7 separate regions of the Mus musculus genome follow, and regions 1, 2, 4, 5, 6 and 7 are each linked to region 3. A link is a loop called in an ENCODE intact Hi-C map of the cell type or tissue named here. Cell type or tissue: heart. All regions are shown on one strand.

The links. A loop is a pair of places that touch in the nucleus more often than their neighbours do. Peaks named below come from ENCODE experiments on the same cell type or tissue, not always from the same donor. Only the 100,000 strongest peaks of a DNase experiment are listed, where the experiment ranks them.
Region 1: it touches region 3 in a loop (4-fold over the local background); 4 of 42 quality-filtered maps call a loop at or near these places.
Region 2: a loop joins it to region 3, with 3 times the contacts of the local background. A loop is called at or near these places in 7 of 42 quality-filtered maps.
Region 4: a loop joins it to region 3, with 4 times the contacts of the local background. A loop is called at or near these places in 10 of 42 quality-filtered maps.
Region 5: a loop joins it to region 3, with 8 times the contacts of the local background. A loop is called at or near these places in 16 of 42 quality-filtered maps.
Region 6: it touches region 3 in a loop (5-fold over the local background); 16 of 42 quality-filtered maps call a loop at or near these places.
Region 7: it touches region 3 in a loop (2.2-fold over the local background); 8 of 42 quality-filtered maps call a loop at or near these places.

The regions. Positions count from the first base shown.
Region 1 is chr8:125,132,215-125,136,214 of GRCm38, forward strand. Disc1 (disrupted in schizophrenia 1) reads left to right here. Exons shown (of 13, transcript NM_174854.2): 6 at 3,060-3,295. Among named protein-coding and RNA genes, the nearest start is that of Disc1, 80 kb to the left of the region's middle. In heart, no CTCF peak of the experiment used is centred here; DNase peaks (open chromatin) are centred at 1,737 and 2,937; H3K4me3 peaks cover 329 bases; H3K27ac peaks cover 1,724 bases.
Region 2 is chr8:125,126,776-125,130,775 of GRCm38, forward strand. The region is part of intron 4 of Disc1 (disrupted in schizophrenia 1); the gene reads left to right. Among named protein-coding and RNA genes, the nearest start is that of Disc1, 75 kb to the left of the region's middle. In heart, a CTCF peak has its summit at 1,714 (motif pointing right); no DNase peak of the experiment used is centred here; H3K27ac peaks cover 1,293 bases.
Region 3 is chr8:125,065,350-125,069,349 of GRCm38, forward strand. The region is part of intron 1 of Disc1 (disrupted in schizophrenia 1); the gene reads left to right. Among named protein-coding and RNA genes, the nearest start is that of Disc1, 13 kb to the left of the region's middle. In heart, CTCF peaks have their summits at 1,704 (motif pointing right), 1,906 and 3,356 (motif pointing right); DNase peaks (open chromatin) are centred at 1,982 and 2,492; H3K27ac peaks cover 1,295 bases.
Region 4 is chr8:125,567,037-125,571,036 of GRCm38, forward strand. It overlaps Sipa1l2 (signal-induced proliferation-associated 1 like 2), which reads right to left and starts at 2,827. Exons shown (of 22, transcript NM_001357372.1): 1 at 2,619-2,827. In heart, CTCF peaks have their summits at 774, 2,001 and 3,036; DNase peaks (open chromatin) are centred at 1,625, 1,925, 2,325 and 2,945; H3K4me3 peaks cover 3,826 bases; H3K27ac peaks cover 2,479 bases.
Region 5 is chr8:125,163,597-125,167,596 of GRCm38, forward strand. It overlaps Disc1 (disrupted in schizophrenia 1), which reads left to right. Exons shown (of 13, transcript NM_174854.2): 9 at 1,397-1,585. Among named protein-coding and RNA genes, the nearest start is that of Disc1, 110 kb to the left of the region's middle. In heart, CTCF peaks have their summits at 2,386 (motif pointing right) and 3,815 (motif pointing left); a DNase peak (open chromatin) is centred at 2,425; H3K27ac peaks cover 1,909 bases.
Region 6 is chr8:125,868,786-125,872,785 of GRCm38, forward strand. All of the region lies in intron 8 of Pcnx2 (pecanex homolog 2), which reads right to left. Among named protein-coding and RNA genes, the nearest start is that of Gm46061, 19 kb to the left of the region's middle. In heart, no CTCF peak of the experiment used is centred here; no DNase peak of the experiment used is centred here; H3K4me3 peaks cover 656 bases; H3K27ac peaks cover 2,889 bases.
Region 7 is chr8:125,114,921-125,118,920 of GRCm38, forward strand. All of the region lies in intron 3 of Disc1 (disrupted in schizophrenia 1), which reads left to right. Among named protein-coding and RNA genes, the nearest start is that of Disc1, 63 kb to the left of the region's middle. In heart, a CTCF peak has its summit at 1,900 (motif pointing right); no DNase peak of the experiment used is centred here; H3K27ac peaks cover 722 bases.

The sequences.
Region 1 (4,000 bases), 67 kb after region 3:
TGGGCCCTCTCTTACCCATGTAAGTCAGATGCAGTGAGGGGGCCTCTGCTTCACTGCAGTGCAAGGACTCAAAGCGGAGGCGGTAGAGCGGCCACTCCTTTGCACAGGACTGGGTTGCAGTTGCATAGATGGGAGTCAGGATCTTTGGTTCTGCTCTCTGTGGCCGCTGGTGTGTCTGGGAATCTCTGTGGCCGCTGGTGTGTCTGGGAATCTCTGTGGCCGCTGGTGTGTCTGGGAATCTCTGTGGCCGCTGGTGTGTCTGGGAATCTCTGTGGCCGCTGGTGTGCTAGGAATGCTTTGTGGGAATCCCTACCATGGTGGACTCTGGGAAACCACTGTGAAGAGACATGGTTTTGAGTCTAGCCCGGGTGTGAGGCTGCATCTGTAATGACCAGCAGATATGTGGAGGCCATGCTTGGCTCACAGCAGTGGTGACATCTGGCCAGGAAGTGCCCAGGGTTAGAACTCTAAATGAGGCTCCAAGGTGAGAGAGCAGAGGCAGGAAAGGGGTCTGGAAGTTTTCTAAGTAGACCCCGGGCAGGGACTGAGAAGCAGCCAGGGGTCGGGGTTGGGGGTAGGGGGCTGGGACTGCTGAGCCTGCAGCCTGGAGCAGGAACTGGGAGTCTGTGAAGCACCAGGCAGCAGCACCAGGGATTCATGGGAAGAGCCTAAATGGACAGAGTGGAAAATCCATCCAGTGTGATTCTTAACATCAACTTTGGGCCTCCACGTGCACACATACCCACGTGCTCCCACGTGCTCTCACGTGCCTGCGGACATAGACACACCACACTCCCATGAAAGTGGAAAAAAAATTAATAGAAGAATGAGATGTTTTGTTGTCATGGAAAACAGTCTTGCAGTTCCTCAAACATTTGAAAATGGAGTTCTTCATACCCAGCACCCAGTCCCGCTCATCGTTGATACACACCTGAAAAGAAAGTGCTGTCTAGACAAGACATCTAGTCACTATAACTGATGACAGCCCAAGAGGCCATGGCTGGATAGACAAGCAAAGTGTGTTGTGGATGCACTTTGTGGTCTGTGACTAGGCTTACAAAAGGCACTGTACTACCGGGCACAGTGTGGGTGAATGTGGAGGGCATTGTGTTTGCTGCATGAGACAGTCATGGAAGAGAGATACTGTAATATTCTACTTAGATTCCCAGAGTAGGAAAGGAGATTGGGGTGCGGTGGGGAGTGGGTGGGGTAAGGAATGGGGGTGAGGATCGGGTGGCAGGGGACGGAGAATTAGTGTTTAATGGGGATAGAGTCTTGTGGTTGGATGGCGAGATTGCTCGCATGGTTTGTGTGTGTCTGACATCACTGAACTGAGCATGTGTGGTGGCAGAGACGCTAATTCTTATGCCTCTTTTACTATAGTTTAGGGTGACCTGAGCTTGTCTTCCTAGTATGGGGAGGCTGAGGCAAAAGTATTGCTGTAGGTTCAAGCCTGGGCTGCAAGATGAGTCCTGGGCTAGCTCTGACTGCTAAAAAAAACGAGAGAGAGAGAGAGAGAGAGAGAGAGAGAGAGAGAGCGAGCTGTGGATCTCAAGGGCAGACAGAGCAGCCAAGCCTTGTTGAACACAGCCTGCAGGCGAGCCGGAAGTTCTGGGTGGGAGTGTTGGAGCTCATCTCTCTCCTCTGGGACTGCAGGTGGGTGCAGGAGGTAGAAGCTGTGGAGAATCTGCTCCGTGGGTGGAGAGAACATTCGGGAGATAGGGGAGATATCAGGAATTAAGCTGTGCTCTTATCAGCTAGGAACAGCAAGGGAACAGGGGCGTGTCCCTCAGCAGAGCCTGGTGCTGTATTCAGACTCCCACGCATCGAGATGGCTATCTGCCCAGCACCAAGCACACGATGTTCAGTCACCTGCTGCTTGTTTATGCGTTGGCCTGGAGACAGATGATAGTTATGGATTAACATAGATTCTAGGTCAATCAATTAGTGCAAATTGTGTGTGAGTGTCTGTGTGTTTGAATGTGTGCACATGTGTGTGCACATACATGTATGTGGAGGACAGAAGTTGATGTTGGATACTTACCCCAATCACCCTTCACCTTATTTTTGACCCAGAGTTTCTCATTGAATCTAGATTTCAATGACTGGGCTAGACTGTGGCCAGCAAGTTCCCAGGATCCTCCTGTCTCTGATCACCACACCCTCATGCTGGGGTGAGGAATTCATTCTGTGGGACCCCAGCTTTCCCATGGGTTCTGGGGAATCAGAAGGTAGCGCACGCCTTTAATCCCAGCACTTGGGAGGCAGAGGCAGGTGGATTTCTGAGTTCGAGGCCAGCCTGGTCTACAAAGTGAGTTCCAGGACAGCCAGGGCTACACAGAGAAACCCTGTCTCGAAAAACAAACAAAAACAAAAACAAACAAACAAACAAAAAACAAAGAAGAAGAAGAAGAAGAAGAAGAAGAAGAAGAAGAAGAAGAAGAAGAAGAAGAAGAAGAAGAAGAAGAAGAAACAGCAGCAGCAGCTCTTTGTGCGTGCACGGCAAGCACTTGGCGGACAGAGTCACCTCACCGACTGTGGGAACCGAACTGTCCGACATGCTAAAGGACATTAGGCTCCATGGCCCAACAGCCATTTGTTCTCTGCATCCCATTGCTGTGACAAGCCAAGGCTCCTGTCTTTCTGTGCATCCTAAATCCTCATTGTTTGTGGACAGGGTTTTCTCCTCCCGGCTCACAGCTGGCATCTCGGTGTGGGGTATGAGCTGCTAGCACCCTCACTTGCCCGCTGCCAGAAGGGAAGCCAGTGAGCGACACACCATTCACTGGGTTTTATCAAATCAAAACCTTGGCCCGCACCTGTCTATATTTAATGCTTGGGAGGAAGCAATGTTTTCCTTCCTGCCAGCACATCAAAAACACAAAGCTGGCGGCATGATTTTTCCGGTTCAGCAAACTTCTGGAATCTGCCTGCCTCGGAAGGGTGGGGTAGGTGGGCTTTGCGACTGCGGTGCATATGGCCCCCCTATCATTTAGCCACTCTCATTGTCAGCAGAGCAGGGTTAATGGCTGAAATCTGTTCCCCCTCTCTCTCTGCAGAAGGAAATCGAAGCTCTCCAAGCACGGATGTCTGCGCTGGAGGCAAAGGAAAAACGGCTGAGCCAAGAGTTGGAGGAGCAGGAGGTGCTGCTCCGGTGGCCGGGCTGTGACCTGATGGCACTGGTGGCCCAGATGTCCCCAGGCCAGCTGCAGGAGGTCAGCAAGGCCTTGGGAGAGACCCTGACCTCTGCCAACCAGGCTCCCTTCCAGGTGGAGCCACCTGAGACCCTCAGGAGGTACTGGTGACTTTCTGAGTTTCCAACTTTACCTCTTTCTCCTGGTTATTGAGGTGACTTTGCTGTCCCTTGTCCATGGGTCCTTCTCAGGCAGTCTGTTTGCTGAGTGGAAGGGATGGAGGCATTTTGATGTTAGATTGCCTTCGGGGTCAGCCATGAGCCTGGGAGTTATTTGGTATTCGATCTACCTAACCCCTAACTGTCTGCAGTGTCCTCTCTCCAAGAAGCAGTTTCCACCATTCCCAGGGGCTGGCTCGTCTCTCCCTCCTTCTCTCCCTCCCTCTTTCATTTGGGATTCAATTAGATAGAGATAGTGACACTGGCTTTTGATGAAGATAATCTCCTGGAAAGAGACAGATTCCACTTCTATCAAGGGATAGGGCATGGCTTTGAAAGACTGTACCCTGGGCTGCGGTGATGCTCAGATATAAAGTGTTATCACACAAGTGTGGGGATCTGAGTTTAGAACCCCAGACCCTGTGAAAAATCTGGGTGCAGGGGTACACACCTTTAACCTGGTTTCTGGGGCTACAGACTCAGGAGGATCTCTGAGGTTTGCTGGCCACGCAGCTTAGCTCTAGATTCAGTGACCCTGAGTGTGATCGAGGAAGATTAACCTCTCTCTCTCTCTCTCTCCCTCTCCCTCTTCCTCTCTCTCTTTCTCTCTGTGTGTGTGTGTGTGTCTGTCTGTCTCTCTTTATGGCA
Region 2 (4,000 bases), 61 kb after region 3:
TGCAGGCAGCATAGTTGGATTAGCCAGTGCCTAGCGTGTAAGCCAATCTAATTCCTTCTTACAATACATGCATTCTTTTGGTTCTGTTCCTCTAGAAAACCCTGCCAAAGAAACTGCTCTAAATTTTATTTTGCCTGTGTATGTGTGCATATATATATGCATTTCCATATGTGCGTGTGCATGTGCATGGTGTATGTGTATGTACATGTGTGTATGTACGTGTGTGCATGCACGTGTACACGTGTGTGTATGCATGTGTACGTGTGTGTGCATGTATGTGTGTTTAGCCATGTGCATGCATATACATGTGTGTGTGTGTGTGTGTGTGTGTGTGTGTGTGTGTGTGTTTGTGCATACAGAGGCCCAAAGTTAACAGAGTGTCCTCCTTGATTGCTCTCTACCTTATTGAGGTGCGGCCTTTTGCTAAACCTGGATCTCACTGGTTTTTGTTAGTCTAGCCAGCCAAATCACCTGGGGATCACCCTATCTTCGTCTTCTGAGGGCAGGGATTACAAGGCCCTCTAGCCGGCCTGTCTTTTGTGTGGGTTCTGGGGTTTGAAGTTGGATCCCCATGCTTGTGCAGTAAGCACTTTATCCTCCGAGCTATCTTCCCAGACCCACCATCTTTAAAAAGGAGCCCTGCTAAACCTATTATCCCTGTCCTCATGCCTCCTCCTCCTCTTCTCCCGGGCTCCCTGTCTCATGGTTTCTACCTCCAGGCACCTCAGGAACACCCCAGGACTCCATCCTCCTACCCTCTAACTCATGGGTTGCTAGCTCTGGTCATCTCTGTCATCTTTCTGTCATTCTCTGTCACCTTTCCAGCCTCCAGCCACTGGAGGCTTCCTCTGCTCGCACTGCAGCAGCCTCTCACCTTGCTGGCTTCTCTAACTCCACTCTGGTATATCATCCATTTCCCCCAAAGCAGTCAGGAGGACCCTGCAGGAAGCAGTGGCTACTGGGCTTTCAGGATGACCTCACTCTCTGTGTGACCTTCAAAGCCTCTATGACCCCAGCCTTACCAGCGCTGACCTCTGACTAGTCAGCACCAGCACCAGCTACCCACACAGCAGAATGTTGCACAATTCTCCAATCTCCCGAGAATCCCGTTGCAGTCACTAATGGTTGCTCATCCTCCAAGACAGTAAAGCCAGCCCCGTGCCAACCCTCTGCCTGTCGGTCACATCTCACGGACTCTTCCTGGAGTATCCTGGGTGACTGTCTCTGTCCCAAGCCTTTGATCTACTGCCTTGAATATCCCTCATTGTGAAGGACAACTGTCCCCAGAGGAGGACTGCACCGTGTACCCCTCCAACTGACTTGGTGCGGGAGTTACATATGTATACACGTTTGTACCAGTTCACAAACATATGTGTGAACACAGGGTTGGGGGAGCTGGAGGGAGAACCTCCCTTCAGCCAGGCTTCCTTCTGATGCTACAACCCAGGGATAGAGGCTGGGTTTTTATCCCTTTAGTTATTTTTTATTCTTGGTTTTTCTTTTGTCAAGCTTACCTGTCCTGTTATTATGATAGCTAGAAATGACTTGACATCTGCGTCATTATCACATTCTTACAGAGCACGTGGGCACGGCTACATAGCTGCTAATTATTAAAGTCAGCCTTTGCTTGTGCCAGCTTCTCTGTGGCCTAAGTTTGCCTGTACTCACCAGGGTCAGCTGGACCCTCAGGACAGAAGTTCCTGCAGTCCTCATGATGACCACCAGGGGTCCCTGGACACAAACTTCTTCGGGGCTCAGCCCCGAGACCCCGGAAGAAGGCTGTTCTAAATGCTGGGGACTTTTCCTGCAGAAATAAAATAGTTTTGTCAACATGGCCAGCTTTCAACACAGATTAGTAACTCAAACAAGTTTCTTTTTATCTTTCTAGGATCAAGTGTTTCTTTGAGAATCTGATGAAAGCAATGCATGTTCCTGTATTCAAACTGCCAGGGTGTCTCTTGAGACCCTCAGATTTTGAGCCTCCCTGTCAATCTGGCCATGGGAGGAGGAGGTCTCTCAGCTTCTCGGGTTATGAAAGTAACCTCAGACTTTACCATCTACTTATTTTTATTGTCTCTTGGTTTTAAAATTACTGCTCAAATTCTCAAGTAAGCTTAACTACCCACCCCGAGAACTGTTTATATCAGCACTGAGGTCACTAGGGTTGGAGGGTCACTGAGTAGCTCTGACAGTTGAATCAGGTCCTCCCACTGTCTCTCAGGTGGAAATCTCTGTTGCTCAGTAAGGGGACTGGTCTCTGGGTGAGGTAAATGCCGCTCCTCTGTGCAAGGTGGCACAAGGTGGTTTTTAGCTTTTACAACAGTGATTATCAACTTGTCATGACTTCTTTGGGTTGGCTGAACCTTTCACAGAAGTCACTTATCAGATATTTACATTACTGTTCATAAAGTAGAAGAATTACAGTCATGAAGTAGCAAGGAAAGTAATGTTTTGGTCGGGGCTTGCCACAGTGCGAGGAGCTGTATTACAGGGTCGCAGCGTTAGGAAGTTTGAGAACTGCTGTTTTCCAGCCTGGCAATGCACTTTCCCCCTTTGTTACAATGTCCTGAGTGGATGTCACAGACACGGGGGCATTTCCACGTTTACCCCCGCATGGTCCTGTCACCATGCCATGTCAACAATAGGTCAGATTCTTAGCCTCGTCTGTCTGCTGTGGATCGTTACGCTGCTATCCTATTCTCTAGTGTCTTTGGTTGCTTCTCTAAACACAAGCTACTGAGATCCTTGCCTCAGGCCCAGCTATCAGGAGAACCCAAACTGGACAGCTATATACCCTGGAAAAACAACCCCCAACTCTTGAGGTGCCGGGGCTCTCTGACTTCTGATGGTGGTAGCAGGTCCGACTGCTTCCTCTTTGATCCAATCAGTGGGAAGGAAGTATGTCCACCCCTCACTCTGACCATGGGGAGGGCAGGAGGGGCTGAGGGCAGCAGCCCATGGTGGTGGTGGGGGCTCTGCATGTGCAACGGCTGGCGTAGGCACCTATCCCACAGACTTAGGGGGAAGGACTTCTAGGCCTGTTCTTGTCACCTCTCATTTCTGATTCAACCTCTTTGACACACCAGGGTTAGAAGGTCAACACTCAGTTGAAGGAAAATGTCCTCTTCTCAAAAGCTTTTGGCAGCTGTAGCAAGCAGTTGACTGGTAATCTCATCTCATTGATACCTTGTTCCCCCCCCCCCCCCCCACTGCATACCATGTGACTTCTCTCTGGCTCCTCAATAATATGGACACCACACTGGTTACTCTTGTCACCTAGCTGCACTTGTGTGTGCATGTGTGTGCGCGTGCATGTGCATGTGTGTGCACTTGTGTGTGCTTGTGCGTGTGTGTGTTCGAGAGTGTATACGCATGCAGAATATCTCTTATCAGCGACCCTTCTGAGAGGAGCAGCATCTGACAAAGATAAGAAACAAAGCACAGGAAGGCTCTCTCTACCCACTGAGACAGGACACTGGCACTGCCAAGATGCATCAGTGTGGCTCGTCTGCTCCCCTGGGACAGGACCTCAGGAGCAAGTGTGGGTGGCATGCACCGGCCTTTCCTCTCCTCTCTCTTGAGCATACAATTCTTTGATTTCTGGCAGACGCTGAGGCAGACTGCAGTGTTGCAGGGCACAGCGACCCTTGGATTGGAATGGGCACACAGGGCACGAGAGGGAGAATCGGCAGATGTTATTATCAGGGATTATGTAAAGACATTGCCCGTTCATTTCTCTGCCGTACTTTTCTCTGAGTCTCGCTATCGGATTTTACAGATAGGTCTCATCCCTTCAGCGATTGATGGGACAGAAACCAGATAGAAAGATTCAAGTTTTTGCACAACTGGGCAGGTCCTAGTGGAGACCCAAGTCTGAGAGTGGAAGCTTAGATCTCAGGCCCCCGGGTTCCCACCAGCATCAAGCATTAACATCCCTGAAACATAAAGGAAAGGCTGGGTAGCAGAGGGAGACTTTGGGGACCAGACACGGAAGATGGAA
Region 3 (4,000 bases):
GTTTCCTTTTTTAGTGAGCAAAGGGTCTTTCCCCTGACAGTCCTTCAGTTCCTGGCATATGTTTTATGTACATTGTATGTTTAAGGTCAATCAAAGTGGCAACAGTTTCTAAAGGAGCCTTGTAAGTGTTTCAGAAGAGAAAAAAACACATTGTCATGATTTTAACACTGGAGTACCTGGACTGTGGGGCACAGTGTAGGGCACAGAGCATCCCAAGCCTGGGACAGTGGAACACAGTAGAGGACACAGAGCACCCCAAGCCAGCTCTACAGCTACCAGCTCTCAAGCACCCTTGTCCCATCTCCCACCGGCGTCTATCGCCACCATCTATCAGGAACCATCAAAGTTCCCGAATCACGGGGAATGCCTTTCTTATCAGAGAGCACAGAGGGCATGCTGGGAACAAATGTTATTCAATCAGCATCCAAGTCCTTGGGTGCCCAGTTTTGCAGCCCAAGGTCCTGCTGGGCTGGAGGGTGAGCTGGACCTGGCACTGTGCCTCTAAAGGTGTATAAACTGATGATTGTTCCACAGTACGGTCAAGGGACAGGTTTTTATTGTAGGTATGAGGGAGAGAACAGCCAGAGGCATCAGGAAGGGTCCTGAGCACAGAGAAAAAAAATAGATTGAATGTGGCCAGCAGAGAGATGGGGAAGAAGGACACATGTGTGCATGTGCACACATATACCATACACATATATGCATACATATATACACATGCACACACACACATACATGCACCACATGCACACACCATGCATATACACATACATACACACATGCATACACACATACATATATACACATGCACACATATATACACACCTCGCACATATACACACCACACACATACACACATACATATATACACATGCACACATATATACACACCTCGCACATATACACACCACACACATACACACACTACACATACACATATATATACACACATACATACACACATAGAGAGATAGATATAGATAGATAGATAAATGATAGATAGAAAGACTAAGAGATTGTGGGCAAAAGAGAGCATATCCATAATAGCAGGGTTATGAGAAGAATGAGTAGCAGAGGGGAGGGAAACCCTTGAGCTGGAGAAGTTGAGTGTGTGTGTGTGTGTGTGTGTGTGTGTGTGTGTGTGTGTGTAGGGGGCTAAGAAGAGATGGGTACTAGTGATCCTGAGGGAGCCTGAGGTCAGCATGGGTTTTGGAATGCTTATAGCCACCTCACATAGCCATGTGTTCCTTCTGCCACTGAAAAGGGAAATGGCCCCTTTGGCAGAGGGACTGTAGGAGCTCATGGGGGATGCTGGCTTTTGTTTAACCACCAGAATGCAGGGAAATGGTGTTTCCTTTGCATGTGAGAGAGCAGCCAGCAGCAACAGTTCTGTGAAGAATTCTTTAGTTAGTGGTATTATCTCAGTGTTGCAGCAAATCACTGGCACAGGAGGTAATGGGGTAGGCTGATCACACAAACCAAGGGCTTCGAGTGCAGCTTGCACTGGCCTTGTGGAGATCCCAGAACCGGCAGAGCTTTGGGCTTCTTGCTTGATTTTGTCTGGACCTTGTGTAGCCGCCATCTCTGTGCAATGGCATCTGTGTAAGGCCCTCTCCTAGGATACTGTGTTTGGTTTCTCCATGTGACTGACAAGCAGGCATCCACTGGCAGAACATTCTTGCATGTACAACTTCATACCTACAGAGGGCGCCCTGACCCCAAAGAAGACCTTTTTTGGGCTTTTACGCTACAGGATGGGAAGTGAGTATGTTTTGAAGGTACTTAATAAAACCATTACTAAACGCTCGCAGACCAACCCTGGGACTGGGGCACGCTGCCTTTGCCTTCCTGCAGAACCCTGCAGGCTCTGGGTAAAGTTTTGGAACTGTTGCTTGTGAACTGTTACCACTTCTGTGACACTGGCCGCAGGACAGCCTACTTGGCCCACGCTCAGGGTGTTCCTTCCGCATTGTCAAAGGCCTCTCAGAGCAGAAAAGGCCAGCTTGCTTCCTGGAACCCCACAGGAGCCACAGTCAAAGGGCTTCTTGTTTCAGCTGCAGAAAACCCACAGGAAATGCTGGCTTCAGAGCAGCTATGAGTTCCCATTGTCCCCTCAGACCTAGCCATGTTCCCCCCCCCCCCCCACTCCCCTCTGAATGAGGTAGCAACTAGCATACAAACAAACTGAACAGTAGCGTTTCCGGCAGCCAGGGGACTTTCCGTCCAAGTTCTCCCAGCAATGAAAGGGAAGAGTCCCAGCTAGCTTCCTTGTGCTTTCAGGGATGATCGTGCCATTTGTACAAAGCTGGCCTCATAGTAGGCACTTTATCAAGACTATTGAGGAGAGGTGACTCGATTCCAAGTCTCCGACAGCCCCTGTCACTCACTCACTAGCTGTGTGGGCAGGGACGAGCTGTTTGATTCTAATCTCTGCCTGTGTGCTGAGCACCGCATGCTTGCTTCCTGAAACTGTCACGGGGATGACAGTAGACAATATAAGACAACGTCACACAGTCAAGGCAGGCCGCAGTCTGGGACTATGCCAATGAGGTCCCATGGGATGGGGCATGTGGCCTCAGCAACTTATATTCTAATTTCTCAGCTCACGGATGCCCTCTCCTGAGGGGCAGCTTTTGGGGTTTGGCTGATGGTCTCTATGTGGCAGCAGGGGTGTATCATCAACATTGCTAGCTTAGCTGGCATAGCATCCTGGAGGGTGTGTCTGGTGACCTCACTGTGCCCCAGGATGGGTCATTGCATTTATGCCTCTGCCATCTTACTGCTGACCTTGGCACGTCTGTGGTGACGCTACAGGAACCAAACAGAAAAATATCTGTGGCGCGTTCATCTCTCTCTCAGCTTCCTGACTGTGGATGCCATGAGACCAGATGCCCAAGCTCCTGTCACCATTCCTTGCCTGCTTTGATGTGCTGTGCCTGTCCTGGTTGACTGTAACTGTCATCTGAGAAGGAAGTCTCAAGTGAGGGATTGCCTAACTCAGATTGGCCTGTGGTGTGCCTGTGAAGGATCAACATGTTCGTTAATTGATGTAGGCAGTCTCAGCCCACTTTGGGTGGCACCATTCCTTAGACAGATTGTCTGGATTGTATAAGAAAGTTAGTTAAGCATGAGCCTGTGAGCCAGCCAGCAAGCAGTCACCTTCTGCCATGATTTCTGCATCAAGTTTTTGTTTGAGTTTCTGCCCTGACTTCCCTCAGTGATAATCTGAGGAAGAAACCCTTTCTTCCCCTCATTTGCGTTTAGCTAGGGTATTGTTTTTTGTTTATTTTATTTTATTTTTTTAGATTTATATATTTATTATGTATACAGCATTCTGCCTGCAAGTATGCCTGCAGGCCAGAAGAGGGCACCAGATCTCATTATAGATGACTGTAAGACACCATGAAGCTGCTGGGAATTGAACTCAGGACCTCTGGAAGAGCAGCCAGAGCTCTTAACTGCTGAACCATCCCCCTCTCCTTTCCATCGCCTTCTTCTCCCCCTTCCTTTCACCTTCTGCCCTCCTCCATCTCCTAAAGATAGTTCCAGGAGTTAGAACAATGGTTTCCCATAGATGCTTGTGTCCGAAGCATCTGTGCATAGCTTTCCCCAGTGTGGCTTGGAGGAGCTTGAAGGGTAGATGTGGTGAAGTCTAAAACTATCAATTTTTGGATATGTCTCAAATCACCTGGGTTGACTGAAGGAATTGTGGGTGTTTCTAATGGAAAGAAGAAGGCAAGAGTGAAGGTCAGGAGTTTGAGGATGCTAAACTGTGGGTTTGGGGGATGAAGGGAGCTCACCGGAGAGGTTCCAGAGGCGAGTTGATGATCTTCGGTGGTTTCCAGGGGGAGACTTGCGCTCTCAAACCCTGGGCCAGAATACACTTGCCTCCTCTTAGGTTGTTTCTTGTCAGGTTTTTGGTCACAGCCATGGGAAAAGCTGCTTAATAATGTCACTTAAGGTCACACAGAGCCATCTCCCTCCAGGCTTTCTTCTCTGT
Region 4 (4,000 bases), 500 kb after region 3:
ACTTGTGTAGGTTCAGGAAGAGAATCTAGACCTCGGGTTTTTGTAGTCTACAAGGCTTGACTTCATATTTTACTTAAGTAAACAAGTATGGTCAGTCCATGTTCTCTTAGGACTCACGGTGTCTTTGTAAAGACACATATCTAAAACTACCTCCACATTGAGGTCAGAAGTTTAAAGACAAGCCAAGGTTCTCTAAAGCTGGGGTTAACAAGTACTGGTGGAGCCAAGGGTGAGAAGCAGGTCCATGTAAACAGAAGCACAGTTGGGAGGCCTGTGCACGGCCTTGTCAAGCCAGCTTCAATTACCAGATAATAATGATTTGTACTAACACCTGTTTCAGAAATAGATCTTCAAGTGTATCCAACCAACTGTCCCTTTTATCTCAGGTGAAGAGGATTCCCCAAACTCTGGAAAAGTGACTAAGCTCAGGTATCAAAGAGCCCATGCATTATCATACGGGGAGAGGGGTTGCACCTTCCAAATGTATACTCCATAGCTTTGACCAAGATGATGATCCCACTAACGAAGCTAGAAGTTACAGCGCTAAAGCAAACGCTCTTGGCGAGAGCCTAATATTTTACAATAACAAAATCATGCTCTAAAAACTATACACTTAAGCCAGACAGTGCAATTCTCAGCCGCACTCCCAGGCAGAAGCTCCACCTCCACCTCCTAACTGGATGCTGTGTTGTGCTCTCTCCATCCTCCGGAGGAAATGTCTACAGGGCTTCTTATGCAAGTTCACCTCACCCCATCTATAGGTAGCACGTGGGTACTGAGGGAAGCCCTTCCTGTTTGCTATGTTCCCCAGACATTTACCCAGTTGGGGTCCCCCCCCTTTAGCTATTTATGAATACACTTTAATTTAGAACATACAAATTTAACGTTATAATTTAAGCCAGCCAAACCACAAGAAATAACTATAAAGCCAAATTTCAATTTCTTCAGCTAATAAGCCTGCCTACCACCAGGGCAAGACTTGGGCTACCTGTGATGTTTTACTTGTAGAACAAAAGTAAGGAAAATGAATTGGGGTGGAGCAGAGCACACCTGTCATCCAAGCCAATCATGAGGCAGGGGACCACAAGTTCAAAGTCTGTTTGAGCTATAGCGTGAGGTCAGCCTAGGCAGCTTAGTGAGCCTCTTTCAAAATAATAGTAAATGGCTCACTGTTTTGAAATAACAATAAATGAGGCTGGGAATGTAGCTTTGTGGTAGGGTGCTTGTCTATCATACCCAAGCCTATAGGTTTAATTCCCAAATCCGACCCCCTGAAAAAAAAAAGTACTTAACCCAGAATGTAAGAATCTGCTGTGGCCACTGATCGGTTAACTAGAGGCACTAGTTTAATGACTAGACTGTACTAGTCATTAAAAAGCCGTGCTGGGAAGAGACAAGCCAGATCTCACCAGGGGAGAAGGAAACGCAGAGGTCCGTGACACAACCCTCAGTATGACTCAGGCAGACGCACTCAGCTACAGATCTTCCTCAAATGCTGCCGGTCAACCCTTAGGCATGAACAGCCTCACACGCGCCCAAAACTGAAGATAGACTATTCTTCCCCCCTCCCAACCACCCTCCACCCCCTGCAATAGATCCCATTGCTGCCTGTTCCGGAAACCGCTCCAGCTAGCCATAAACAGCATGTCGAAATCTATGCAGCTCTTATCACCAAACCCACCCAAGAACTCCACATTCTCCAAAGACATCAAGACCTCCGCGATGCAGAGCCCAGTAACAAGCAGCTCGCTCATTCGTAGTCACCTCTGGTCGCTAGAGATCAAAGCCCACTTTCCATATTTGAAAAAAGAAATATAATAACCAGTTTAAGCCTTACAGGGGAGTACTATGTTTCAAATAAAGCAGCAGTTTGGGATAGTTTCTTCCTTTCATTCCAATTTGTAAGACGTTAAATAAATAAATAAATCCCAGCCTAGACTGCAGACGCAGGAAACTCAAGCGGGCAGCGGACTAAAATGCCTGTCATAAGAAAGCCATCTAGTGTTAAAGTTTAGAAGTGAAACCGCAGACAAAAGGAACATTTCTGGGACTATTTTGAAGTTACTGGGGAAAACCAATGAGAATAACCAAGACGCCCCGTTTTCTGCGGATGACTTGGGTTTTGGGGTGTTCTGCATTCTGCCTTTCCCCCTCGCTGTTTGGCCTTCTTTCTCAAAGCCATCCTTGCGCAGACCGAGGCAACTCCAAGCAGAACCCGAAGCGCCTAAGACCTGTTTTGACCAAAATCAGGTATCGCCCAGCCCCAATTCGTGAGGACGCACTTGCTGTCCGTTCGCCCGTGCTGACGTTGGCCCGGACTGAATTAATGTAGCCGAAGATGGTTAATGACGACAAACGTCTCCCCAAGGGGTGACGCCAAGTTGTCCTCGGCTTTCGCTCTCCGGGAGACGAGCCGAAATTGATTCTCGGGATTCTGCGACCAGGCTCAAATGAATGTGCCGGCGCTGCCGGTCGCTTCCCGACCGCGGTCCTCACCCGCGGAGACGCGAGCCCGCGCGTACAAAGGAGCGGGAGTCCCGGGGGAGCGGCCCGCAAGTTGCGCGCAGCCGGGCAGGTCCGGTCCCTGCGCCCTGCACCCCGCACCCCCCGGCACGCACCTCGGAGCCGCGGTCCTCTGGACCCCGCCAGGGCCGGCGCGCAGAAGCCAGGGCCTCGCCGCCCGCCGCCGTCCCGCGCTACCCATGGGCGCGCTCCCCGCGCGGCCGTTGCGCCCGCGGCTCGAGCTGTCGCCAGGCGCCGCGCTGCGTCCTCGGCCGCCCGGCTCCGTCTGCAGCCGGCTCCCGCCGCCGCCGCCCGCCCCGGCACCGCCCCCACGCGCTCCGCCCCCGCCTATTGGCCGGTGCCCCGAAAGACCCCACCCCGAGCGCGCCGCCCCCTCTCATTGGCCGGTGGCCGGACGGTCCCCGCCCCTAAAGCTCCGCCCACGCCCATTGGCCAACCGGACAGGCCCCGCCCCGAGCGCTCCGCCCACGCCCATTGGCGCGCCTCCTGGCCAGACTCGCCCCTCGCGGTCGGGCGCGCGCGAGCGCGAGCGTCCTCGGAGAGCGATTCTCCAGGTCGCGGCGAGCGCGAGGCCTCGGCTTACGGGGACAGGCGGCCGGCTTCGGAGTGCTCGCGAGCCCGGGTGCCCTCGGAACGACCGGTGCTCTCCGGGTGTGGACTCTCATTCGTACATGCTCGCACCATGTCCGGACCCTTGAGAGTCACCACGGCCTGGCGAAGCCCGAGGGACGGACTTGACGCAAAAGTGCAAGCTGTAGTCGCGCGGGCCGGGGAACCTGAGCCAGGAGCGATGCACGAGCGGGCCCACGCCTGCTCTCGGTGTTCCGGCCCTGTCTACCCCCTTTACCCCCAACCGCCGGGAGCCTCACCTGCGGCCGGCTGCAGAAGAGCGGCGTTGGGCTCTATTTTGAGATGCACGGGCAGGAGGAGTAAATAAGGCCGGAGCAGGTGGCAGAGCTGGCTCCACCTTACGTCCCCAGAGTCCTGAAATGGTTTGTTTGGGACTTTGAACTCCTCCCTGGAAGAGATAATGTTAATAATGTTATCTCTCCTTCCCTGTCGCAGTGCTTCCTACTACGAGCACACATCCTGGTGAAGTTTAAACAGTGGGTCCCCACCCAAGCTGCATTTCTCTGCGTGCACATTGTCCAATCTCTTATATATCATTTTAAATACAGGTGTAATGCGTAGGAATGGGCCTTGTAAAACATGCCAGCAACCTGTATATGACATTATGCTCCTGAGATTTCCAGGTTTTGAGGTCTTTCTGGATGGTCTCCCTATACCTACCGTTTGCAGAAGTTGTGTATGCATTCCACAAACATGAAGTCTGAGAAAAGTCCTGTGCTGCAGTGCTTTCTGGGAAACTTTTTACCAGACCCTGCTCTGTGCTTGGGGGTGAGGTGGGGGAGGGGGCAGATTAAACCGGGGCAGAGACTGTGGAATACAGCGCCAGAGAGGAAGGCAGGGCGTGGCT
Region 5 (4,000 bases), 98 kb after region 3:
AGGCCACCTGCAATTCAGGTGTTATTACGATCGTATTTCACAACACGTTTATGCCAAACTTGCTCATTTATTCTCCTGTTGTTTTAGTTAGAGTCTCTGTAGCTGAGATAAGAACACTGGCCAAAAGTGACTCAGGGAGGAAAGGTCACAGACCATTACTGAAGGGAGTCAGTCACAGCAGGAGCTCCAGCAGGAACATGGAGGCAGGAATCGAAGCAGGGACCACAGAGGAATACTGCTCACTGCCTTGCTTTCAGGGCCTTGCTGTGTTATTGGCCCGGTACGACAGACCTGTCCAGGCATGGCACCACCAGGAGTGAGCTGGGTCGTCCTACATCAATTAACAAAGAACAAAATTCCTGAAGGCGTACCTACAGGCTGATCTGATGGAGTTAATGTCTCAATTGAGGTCCCCCCTTCTCAGCTATGTTAGGATTAGCCATCAAGCGCTGGAGGGATGGCTCAGCGGTTAAGAGCACTTCTGAAGGTCTGGAGTTCAAATTCCAACAACCACATGGTGACTCACAACCACCCGTCATGAGATATGACACCCACTTCTGGTGTGTCTGAAAACAGCTACAGTGTGCTTACATATAATAAATAAATCCTTGGGCCAGAGAGAGCGGGGCTAGAGTGAGCAGAGGTTCTGAGTTTAATTCCCAGCAACTACATGATGGCTCACAACCATCTGTACAGCTACAGTATACTCATATACTTAAAATAAATAAATAAATCTTTAAAAAAAGATTAGCTATCAAATATGTTTCAAATTTTGATAAGGGGGAGGGTTTAATTTATCTGCAGTCTAACTACCAGGCCAGTGCCTTTCCACCGTGCTTGCTGTGTCTGTCCTTGGACATTTGGGTATTGGGTGCAGTGATACCTGGGACTTTCTCTGGACATCTCTGTATTATTCTCAGAGGCATCCTTTCCAGGTGTACCCAACCTCTTGGTGATGCAGCAGGATACCGTTGTCTCCAGTGTTCACACACGAGAATCTCACAATTCATTTACAGAAAATACCAGCATGTTTGGGGAGGCACCGAAGAGACTCTCCCGCCCCACCGGAGGTGGTCTGATAGGCGAGGGCTGCTGAGGGAGGGAGAGTCATTCTCCTCTGGGGACATGGCTGCTGGCAGGTTGCTCATGGCCTGATGGATGGCCTCCACACCCATGCACATACGGACGGCACTAATCAGGGGTTATTAATAATAAAAAGACATGAAGTTGGGAGGAAGACACGGTGTAGGTACTAGAGGGAGGTCCACAGATATCGCGGTGGACACATAGCGATCAATACGCATTATATAAATGCATGGAACTTTCAAAGAATGCAAATATTATTAAAAAGCTCACACACGAAACCTTCCCTCCTCTCTCCCCCACTGTGTTGCAGGAAGCTGCTTCTCCACAGCCAAGGAGCTCACGGAGGAGATTTGGGCCTTGTCGTCAGAGCGGGAAGGGCTAGAGATGTTCCTGGGCAGGCTGTTGGCACTCAGCTCCAGGAACAGCAGAAGGCTGGGCATCGTCAAAGAGGATCACCTCAGGTGCAGGCAGGACCTGGCACTCCAGGACGCCGCCCACAGTGAGTAGCCCCCAGCCAAAGCCTCAGGGCAATGTAGTGCTGATATTATTGGATCCTGTGGCTAGATCACCTTGCTGTGACAGTGGCAGAGAGCACCCAGACAGTTCATGGGGGACATTGTTGGCATGAGCCTTGGGTAACGGGGTAGGGTCACCTGTTAGCTTTTACTTTGCCTTTCTCTGACTTTTTCTGCTCTGCATTTGTTGGTTCATGCCATGGGCTGTGTAGCTTGCACCCCCGGGCACACATCCTGAGCTAGAGGTTTTCCCTTGGTTCAGTCTTCCAGGATGCAGGCCACAGGCCGACAACGGGGGACTGAGAAGGGACCAGGGGGTGACTCTTCTGTCGGGGTGTCCTCTGAGGGTTGATTCTTTCCTCAGGAGAAGGACACGGGTGACATTGGCACTGGCCTACAGAAGGGCCAAAATGCTATTTGCCCTGTGTTCCACTTAACAGACACCACCTGCATATTCCACACATCCACGTCAGGGAAGACCAGTGTTCAAAGTCCAAACAAGGAACCACACCTCCAGCTGTCAGGGCTAGGCCTGCCACTCTGGGAGGAGCAGCCCAGGTTTTAGAGTTCTCCTGAACGGTGTGAGCTGTTGTTCCCTCCCTGTTTGAATCAGATGGCCAGTGATCATGGTTTCTCTTGCTAATGAAGCCCCATCTGGCTCAACAGCTCAGAGCCTAGCATTATTTCCCTTAACTCTTTAAATTTTCCTTATGAAGTATTTAATTTTTTATTTTAAGTTATGTATGGGGGTGGGGTTGTGCATGTTAGTGTAGTACCTGAGGAAGCCAGAAGAGGGTGCCAGATGACCCTGGAGCCGGTGATACAATTACCATGTGGGAGTTAGAAACAGGACTCATGGTTCTCTGTAAGAGCAGCTCCAGTTTTAACCACAGAGCCCCACTCACTCCCGGGCCCCTCCTCCCTCTTTTAGTATAAAATAGAGTTTGTTTGGGGGCATGGGGAGGGGGGGTGAGCAGGGAATAGAGGCTGAGAAAGAGGAGAAAGAGGGGACAGAGGACAGGGACACAGGGTGGGGTGGGATAGGGAGGAGAATTAGGGGCTGGCCAGGGACACTTGGAGAGCGGGACGAGGGGGAAGGGAAGAGAGGGAGAAAGAGATCAGAGAGAGCAAAGGGAGTCAGAGAGAGGAAAGGGTCAGAGAGTCTCTCTCTTTTTTGCGTGTTATTTTTGCGTTGGTCACGCAGAGGTCAGAGGGCAACCTTCAGGAGTCACTTCTCAGTCCACCTTTACTCGGCTCACGGAGCTTGCATGGGTTTCTGCCCACTGAACTACCTTCTCTTTCTCTTTAAGTTTTTCAAGACAGGGTTTCTCTGTAGCCCTGGCTGTCCTGGAATTCACTCTGTAGACCAAGCTGGCCTTGAACTCAGAGATCTGCCTGCCTCTGCCTCCCAAGTGCTGGGATTAAAGGCATGGGCCACCACTGCCCAGCCATCCCTCTCTCTCTTACAGGCCAAATCTTTTATTTATTCATTTGTTTGTTTTGCCACATGCAGCCCAAGGCTGTGTGTGGAGCACGCACAGTGAGGGGGGAGCTCCAGGGTCCCAGGCCCTGCAGGCTGGCTCATTTCGTCATGACTGACCGGAGCACGGTAGAGCTCCAGCAGACTTTTGTAGTCGATTTTTTTTAAGTCTTATGAATAAGAAAAACCAAAATGTTTCACAGTGTAAGCACTCAGTTTTTACACAAAACGGGGGAATGGATTCTATGGAAGAATCAAGGAGATGTAAACAGATTTGAGCAAATCTAACCCAACGATGTTTTCATTTGAATGGTGCGTGAGCCCTTAAAGCCATTAATATCTTTATATAAAAAAAAAGCGCTGTGCAGTATTTGTGAATCTCATCATTGTTACTTCACTAAATACTTTCAAGATGATGAATAAAACATAAACAAGCGGAACGGGAGATTGTTACAGGAGACGACTGAACTGCAGATGGCTCGCGCTGGGGAATCTTTGTGCTCCGTTCATGATAGTATTATGCTGGGTCAGCCACCCTCTCCCTGTGGGTTTGCTCGCCTGTGTCTGAGGCTGAGGAGGTGTGGCTTTAGATCACTCAAATGAACCATCCAAGAGTTGGTAAGAAGAAATAAAAAATGTATTTCAGGGACCAGGGGATAGTTTAATGGGGAAGAGCAAGCATTCTTGCAGAGGACCCATGCTTGCTCCTCAGTTCTCATGGAGTGACACCCCCTTCTGACCTCTACAGGTAATGCACTCACATGTACATGCATACAGAGGCATATGTGCATCCACGTAATTAAAACTAAAAGAAAACAAATTCCTGTGTGAATTAAAGCTTCCACGGATTGGAATGTAATAAAACCGAGTCATAGTCTGGGTTCAGCTGCTTTTGGATCTTGGGAAACAGCAACTCAGA
Region 6 (4,000 bases), 800 kb after region 3:
GTGGAGCCTTTGCTGGAGGAAGTGAGACCCTGGGGGTGGTGGAATGTGAAGGTTATAGTCCAGGCCTGCTCGCCATTCAGTCTGTTTCCTGGCCTACTAGAAAGTGAAGAACGCTTCTGTATTGTCTACCCTAACATGATGGACGGTGGTTCCCTCTGATACCACGAGGTGGAATCAATCCTCCCCCTGTCAACTCTCTGCTGTCAGGTTCTTGGTCACAGCCGTGAGAACGGCTCACTAGCACACTATGTTCTCCGGAATGTCTGCTCCCTTGTGAGCGCTCTCCCTGCTGATCAGCTCACCACACCTCCCACTGATGGAGTGGCCCGCCGGATTTATCAGGACAGCTTTTCACTTCGACTCTGTTTACATGGACAGCACTGAGTGACGCTGCTCTGGAACCTTGTAGTGAGATAAGATCAAAATGGGGGCTCCTTGATTGGATAGGACAGAGACTCGGAAGTTTGCTGTGTGAGAACTGCATGGAAGCCAAGAAACTAACTAGGCTACGTTTCAGGTGAGAGAGGTCAGGCTGACATACGGGCAGGAAAGGGGACCACACCACACATGGGGGAGCTAGAGGTATATGGATCTTCTACTGCTGACTGCTACAGAAGGTGCTAGAAACAGCTCTTCTAGATACACACCTGCTGATGCTTCCTGCCAAGATGTGGTACTCTAAGGAGGGACTACTTCTGGGCTCGGTTCCTGCACATTAGCAAGCATGCTTCTAATTGCAAAATACTATGTCATAAACAGGAATGGATCCAAACCAGTGCTGTACTGCTGACTGCCTCGGCTTAAAGCACATGGCTTGGCCACCTTGGTTCTATGCCCGAGAGAGAGAGAGACAGGCGTTTCCTTCCTAGGGGTGTAGGAACTAGAACGGACTGAACAGAACGTCCTGATGGAGCCTCTACGTCAGGCACAAGTAAGTAAGAGGTTCTGGTCTCGCTGTTGCGTCTTGATGAGGAACTTGGCCTGAGTCTCCCTGTTAGGTAGCAAGATGGCTGCCAGCCTTCCCATAGATAATGCCTTGGCTCCGACTGCAATGGTGAAGAAGGTCCAGCATTCATTCATCATTATCTAACAAAGACTCAAACAACAGATCAGCTTCCCTCTCAAGGAACTATTTTCACTAGATGTGGCTGGGCCCTTATCACAAGCACACACTGTCACCTCTGCTGGCTCCTGGGCAGCCTGGAGGGACAAGCCTGTGATTAGCAAGACTGTACCTCAAATGGAGCTGCTCCTCCAGGGCCTATCCTCTTCCTCTAGGCTGTGGCGGCTACAGCATTAAAGGATCATGAGACCAGTGCTCTCTGCTGCATTAATAAACATTTATTCCAGGACTGTTTATTAGGGATGTCAAGGGACGTTCCCACCTCCTCTGAAACATCTGAGGGATGGAGAGAGCCCACTCTCTGGAATGACCTTCTCAGTGACACCACCAGGTCTCCATCAGCCTGAGGCTGGGTTGGTCTCAGGTCAACTAGTTCTCCTCAGGGTCAAAGCAGAGGCTGGAGCACTCAGAGAAACATGAGGGGGGAGGTTGGTGGTGTAGGGGTGACAAGAACGAACCAGCCCCGGAAGGGAACAAAGAGGCTGAAGCTGAGCTGGGCCCTGGTGGCTCCAACCTGGAATTCCAGCATTTGGGTGACTAAGGCAGGGGGATAGCTGGAAGTCTGAGGCTAATCTGGGTTACACAGTATGAGGCTCTGTTCCAAATTGGCATCTCTGCTGGGCTGGGTGGGACAGGGCTGGGTCTGGGGTAAACGGAAAGTGGTTAGAGTCCCTGTGTTCCTAACGTTGTCCTACCCATCTGGGGAAGCTGCAAGAACAATCCAAGGCCAGTGCTGCTTTCTCCCAGTGACAGAGAAAGTATCGCCGGAAATTCCTTATCCTCACCAGATTGTAAAACAAGTGTTTTCTGCCCCCCTGGAGACCTTATCTTTTCTGCCTGTCCTTCCCAAGGCTCCCGACTCAACTGTGGGATGGGTGGGAAGGGGGTGGGGAGGGATGCCTTAGGACAGAAGTTAGTGTAACAGGCTCACTGGCTGTAGAGGACACTAAAGGACATCAGCCTGATGGGGGATGGGAGGGAGGTTTCTAACAGGGAGAGGGCTTTGATGTGGGATCAACTCCCCTTTCATAAGACAGCACAAATAAAGGGAAGCCTCTGAGAGGCTGCAGAGGGAAATCAAGTGGATGGAGAGTGCCCTCATGTGGCAGCCGGGGGTGTGTGCAGCCACAAAGCCTCAGCTTCCGCTTGGAATTTTATTCCTGGAACTCTGGGGCCTGGAGAGAAATAGCACCTCTTAACCACGTGTCTGAGTGAGACCCCGGGATGAGGACCAGTCCAGGACGAGGAGAGATCAACAAAGACTGAGAAACCACACCTCAGAGAGGGTGTGGGAGAAACCACAGGAAGGCCTGCTCCGGGACCATCCCCCCACCCCCACCCCCCTCTGTGTGATCAAAGCCGGCAAGAATTTCCAAGTCTCTAACCCTGATGCAGCAAACACTTATCTTCAAACCAACAGTGACACCGCTCTTTGCTTGAGGATAAATATCCTCAAAGAGAGCTGTCAAAAGGGCAGCTGGTGGGGTTCACTGAGGAGCCCCACATCTCCCTGTTCTGAGCACCCATCAGTCTCACCACAGCTGTCCCCACCCCTGTCTTTCCAAACTCAAGGTCTTCACTTCCTTGGAATAAAGCAAAAAAAACAAAACAAAAAAAAAAAAAACAAAAAACAAAAAACAAAAAAAAAACAAAAAACAAAAACAAAAAAACAAAAACAAAAACAAAAACAAAAAAACGGGTGATTATTTCTGGAATGTCTCTGTCTGCTTCCCATCTTCGGAAGCCAGGTGCAGCTACGGTCTGAGGAGACGGCTCAGTCGATACAGCGCTTGCCACACACACACAAGACCCTGAGTGTGAGGCCCAGAACCCACATACAAAAGTCAGGAGTGGTGTGTCAGCACTCAGGAGGCAGAGGGAGGTGGATCGGTGGCACACACTGGCCGGGAAGCCCAGCCTACTTGGTGAGGCTCAGGTCTCAAAAAAGGAAATACAAGGTGGATGGCCCATGAGAGGTGATGTGGGAGCAGTGTTAACTTCAAGGTTTGGGTCTGTCAAAGGAGAACATTTGTAGACAAATTTTCATGGGACGAAGAGCAGAAGCTCTCACTCTAGCTTAGTGGTGCATGGCAGTCAGCCCAGAAACTGGAAACAGAGGCAGGGAGAATCAAAGTTCAAGACCATCCTGGGCTGCATGTCTCAAAAACCAAACAAAACCAAGCAAAAACCAAGCAAAGGCTCAGCCGATGAAGTGCCTGCCCTGCAAGTTTGGGGACCCGGGTTCTGATCCCAGAACCCACACAGTGAAGTTTGTTGAGGTGAGCTTGTAATCCCAACACTCAGGAGACAGAGACAGGCGTGTGTTCCTGGGGCTCATCACCAGCCTGGCCTGCTAGGAGAACTCCAGGCCAATGAGAAACTCTGTCTCAAGTGAGATTTAAAGTTCCCTTCTGGCCTATATATGCACTGCACATGCACATGTGTGCATGTGTACACACACACACACACACACCACACACATGCACGCGCACACGTGTGCACACACATACACTCATGCATGGGGTGGAGAGTGAAATTTTAGTTACAAAGCCTATAAAGGAGTAGTGGATGTCTGACGTGCAGTGAGAATCATTTCAACCCTGAAGATTTGTTAGCCTTTCAGGCAACTTCTTCCATTTCCTGGGCTGATGACCTGCGTCCAGATCAGTTTTCAGGCAGATCAGCTCACTTTGGGCTCTGAACTAGTAAATCAGTCCTGTGTTCTGGTCAGTTAAACACAAAGCGGATTTACTGTCAGGCAGGATTTCCCAGCAGCCCCCGGAGATGCTGTGATTCAGGTTTCTGGGGAGAGCAGAGCAGTCAGATATCCTTCCCAGAGGCGCCTGCTTGAAGAACAGCTAGCGTGTGACTCAGGGT
Region 7 (4,000 bases), 50 kb after region 3:
TTGGCTATTATGTAAAACGCGATGAAAAATGACTCTCGAAGATGTTGATGGCTGCAGCCAGAGAGGCCCCATCGGGTGCAGACTGGTCACCTGTCTCTAAGAATATTGCTCATACCATGTATTCTGTCATCCCACGGGCAGATACATAACTGGAATCCAATCTACTTAGCAAGATGTCTTTATGTAAAGTTTCTGCTTCATAAATACTTACGCGAATGCTCGACTGTTCATTTGTTGTCCTTCTGGGTGTTTTTGTAGCGCAGTAGTAAAGCGGGCCCTTAGTACTGATGGACTAAGGGTAGCGGATGAGCCTCGTTAAACGTTAATAGATTTATGTGTATGATGGTTAATCTTTCTTGTCAAAGGGATCTTGAATCATATATATTTCTGGGTGTTTCTTCAAGAGTGTTTCCAGAGAGGTCTGAGGAGGGAATACCTGCCTTCAATATGGGAAGCACCATTTCACAGGCTGGGGACTTGGACTTCACTGAAAAGGAGAAAGCGAGCTGAGTGCCAGCATTCATCTCGTTTTGCCTCCCGACTCTGGGTGCCACATGACTCCTGGCTGTGGACTCCATGTGACCAGCTGCCTCAAGGTCCTGCCACCTTGACCAGTGAGCTAAAATTAATCCCCCCTTGTGTGGGGGTCAGGTGTTTTGTCACAGCAACAAGAAAATTAACTGTGATCATAAAATTAACAGCAATAAGAAGATTAACCATTAACAACACAGTGACCTAACAAATCCTCTTGCTCTGAAGTAGAGTGAGGTGACGGCTGGCGTTTCTGTCCTGAAATCCTCTGTCGTGTAATATTCGCACCTGCAAGAGATTTTGCCAGTCAGAAGGTTTTCTTCAATGTCTGGTTTTTCTCACTGCTTGTGGGCACCTTTTCTTTTTGATGAATTTCGAATTTGTTCACTTGTTCTTGTTATTCATCTCTATTTACAAAGTGTAAACACTATTTCTCTTTCTTATTACATTATTTCTGTTAAATCATTGGCCAGCTGCATTTGTTGGACACCCATGTGTGCAGCATATTCCTCAGTACGCTGGCCTGGATCTACCACAGGAATTCATTTTGTTTTGTTTTTGTTGTTTTTGTTTGTTTTTTGAGACAGGGTTTCTCTGTATAGCCCTGGCTGTCCTGGAACTCTCTTTGTAGACCAGGCTGGCCTCAAACTCAGAAATCTACCTGCCTCTGCCACCCAAGTGCTGGAATCAAAGGCATGCTCCACCACTGCCCGGCTTACCACAGGAATTCATATTCACTGTGTTGCAGAGCGTTCCAAACAACACAGGGTTAAAAGAAAGAGAGTCAAGGTGTCTTAGTCAATGTTCTGTTGCTGTGAAGAGACCCCGTGGCCAAGGTAGTTCATCTAAAGGAGAGCATTTTGATTGGGGCTGGCTTATGGTTTCAGAGGTTTAGTCCATTGTCAGCATGGCAGGAAGCATGGTGGCATGCAGGCAGACATGGTGCTGGAGAAGGAGCTGAGAGTTCTACATCCAGATACAGCAGGACTCAGAGAGAGACACCGGGCCTGGCTTGAGCATTTGAAACCCAAAGCCCACTCCCAGAGACACATCTCCTCCAACAAGGCCACACCTCCGAATCCCTATCAAATGATGCCACTCCCTAATGACCAAGCATTCAAACCTATGAGTCTACGGGGGCCATGCCTATTCAAACCATCACACAAGGGAAGCAAACCCTGTCTCCTCAACCACTAAAGAGGAGGGAGGAAGAGGAGGCTTCAAAAAGGCTGCACAGGATGCTGGCTTAACTCATAGTGAAAATGACTTACTTAGAAATCAGGGAAGTCACAGGCTGAGCTCACATTTGCCCCTCGTTCTGTGACTATGACTGAACACACAAGTCATTGCAGATCTTTGCTTGGCCACTTGATGGCAGCACGCTATAGCCATGGTGCCTCCTTGCCCTCCAGGACTAAGATCTATGTCTCTAAACAAGGATATGTCCCCAGGCCACTACTCTGTAGCTTCCAAGTCATGAAGTTGATTTAGACATACTTCTGCTGCCCTTTAGGAAAGAATTTGGGTCCCTGGAGAAGAGTCTGTGTCACAGGCTTAGAACCTGTCTCACTCCCAATGCCAGTGACTCCTGCCCCATCCTCCTTCTTCTTCCTCCTTCTTTTCCCCCTCCCTCTCCTCCTTCTCTTTAGCAATGCAATCGCCTGCAGTTGTGACTCTGGATGTTTGGGGATGTGAAGAACTTGTACTGATCTGATTGATGACTCAGGTGCAGCGGAGGCTTCCACTTCCTCTGACAGGGACCTGCAAGAACCTATGCCTGTCCTGTCCCACCCTGGATATCCACCGTCATCACTGACAAGCTGTGGTTTTAGGCGTCACCACCTCAGAGCTATCGTTTCCTTTTGGTAATGATACAGCTTAGAGGGTCTTAGCATACAGTCCCTGGGAACCAGCTCACCTGTTCCCTGCTTCCTCTCACCACAAAGCATTCTGTCAGCACTGTGCTCAGGCCTCACTTTGCTACAAGGGGATGAAGAGGGCTGTCATTATCATCTGTTCTGATGCTCAAGTCATCTGATATATGAACGTCTTCAGGTGGCCCCCTGTGTTCTATTGACAGAGCCTCAGTCTCCCAGTGCTTTCTAAGTGTTTTGGTATAAGATAATCTAGACTCACCTCATCTTGATGCTGTCTCAGCCTGGGGGCTCTGCTTCCGTCCCGGAGGATAATGTTTGCGTCTGGGCTGGCAGTTCTCCAGGCCCTCTGAGTAGAACAGATAGAAGAGATGTGGAAATATATGTGTGTGTACATCCATGGCTCTCTCTGTATCTACTGCGAGTTTGCATATTAGAAGTGATCATCTCCTTCGAGGAGTTCTGAAATCGGATGCAGGGGCTTATCACTGTAGCAAGCACAAAACCAAAGTCAGCTCCGAGGAGGAAGAGGAACGGAAGAGTTCTTACCTGCAGAGGGGAGATGACAAAGTTATTTCCCAGGCAATGGTCTCCCCAAACAAAGGACTCATGGGGGTTTATTTAGCAGGCAGAATCTGTACTTATCACACGCCGAAGTGTCATTCCTGAACATGCTCAGGTTAAGATCATAATTGAAAAAGAAAAGTCACACTGGGCACTGTGGCACCTGCCTTTAACCCCAGCACTCGATGGAGAGAGAGGTAGACCTCTTGTCTGAGGCTAGCCAATGAGTTCCAGAGCAGTCAGAGCTATGTAGAGAGACCCTGTCTTAGAAAAAGAAAAAGAAAGAAAAAGTCTCAAACCATCTGTGTGAAAAATTGAAGTGACAGCCTGACATGCCTCTGGGCGTGCTCAGATTGCCCAATTTTAGCTGAAAATGCCGGGATGGATACTTTAAAGAATTGGCAATGATGCAGGAGTCTTGCCCCATCACTAACTGGCCAGGACAATACAGGTCCTTTCCACTCCTCTTCCCTCCCACAACTATGTAGCCCAAGCTAGCCTCAGACTCACAGCAACCCTCCTTCCTTCCTCAGCCTCCTACTGCTGTAACTCCAGGTGAGCATCACCATGCCCCACGGAAGGTGTGCTTTGTAACAAGATGTGTGCGAGTGCCCAGTGCAACGCCGGGCTGTGGCAGGTGTTCTGACGCCCTTGATGCACCTGCTCATGCGCCTGCAGCCACAGGAACTGCAGTGTCAGCTCTGTGTAGGAATGAAGGGGAGAGCTCTCAGAACCCTGGCGGGGCAGCCCTGTCTAGGCCGGAGGCAGAAGAAATGGAAATGGAGGAAGCTTGAGGGTGTGCGCAGGGTGTGAACACGCAGGCTGAGCGCAAGGAAGGCTCTGAACCAAACTCCCTGCTGGGAGAACACCCAAGACCATGTGAGGCAGGACAGCATCAAACATGGCTTCAGACACCTTTTCCATATATATGCACACACACACATACACACACACACATGTGTTTGCATATGTGTGGACAGATGTATGTGTATGCAGAGATAAGTATGCCCATGCATGTGGAGACTTTAGGT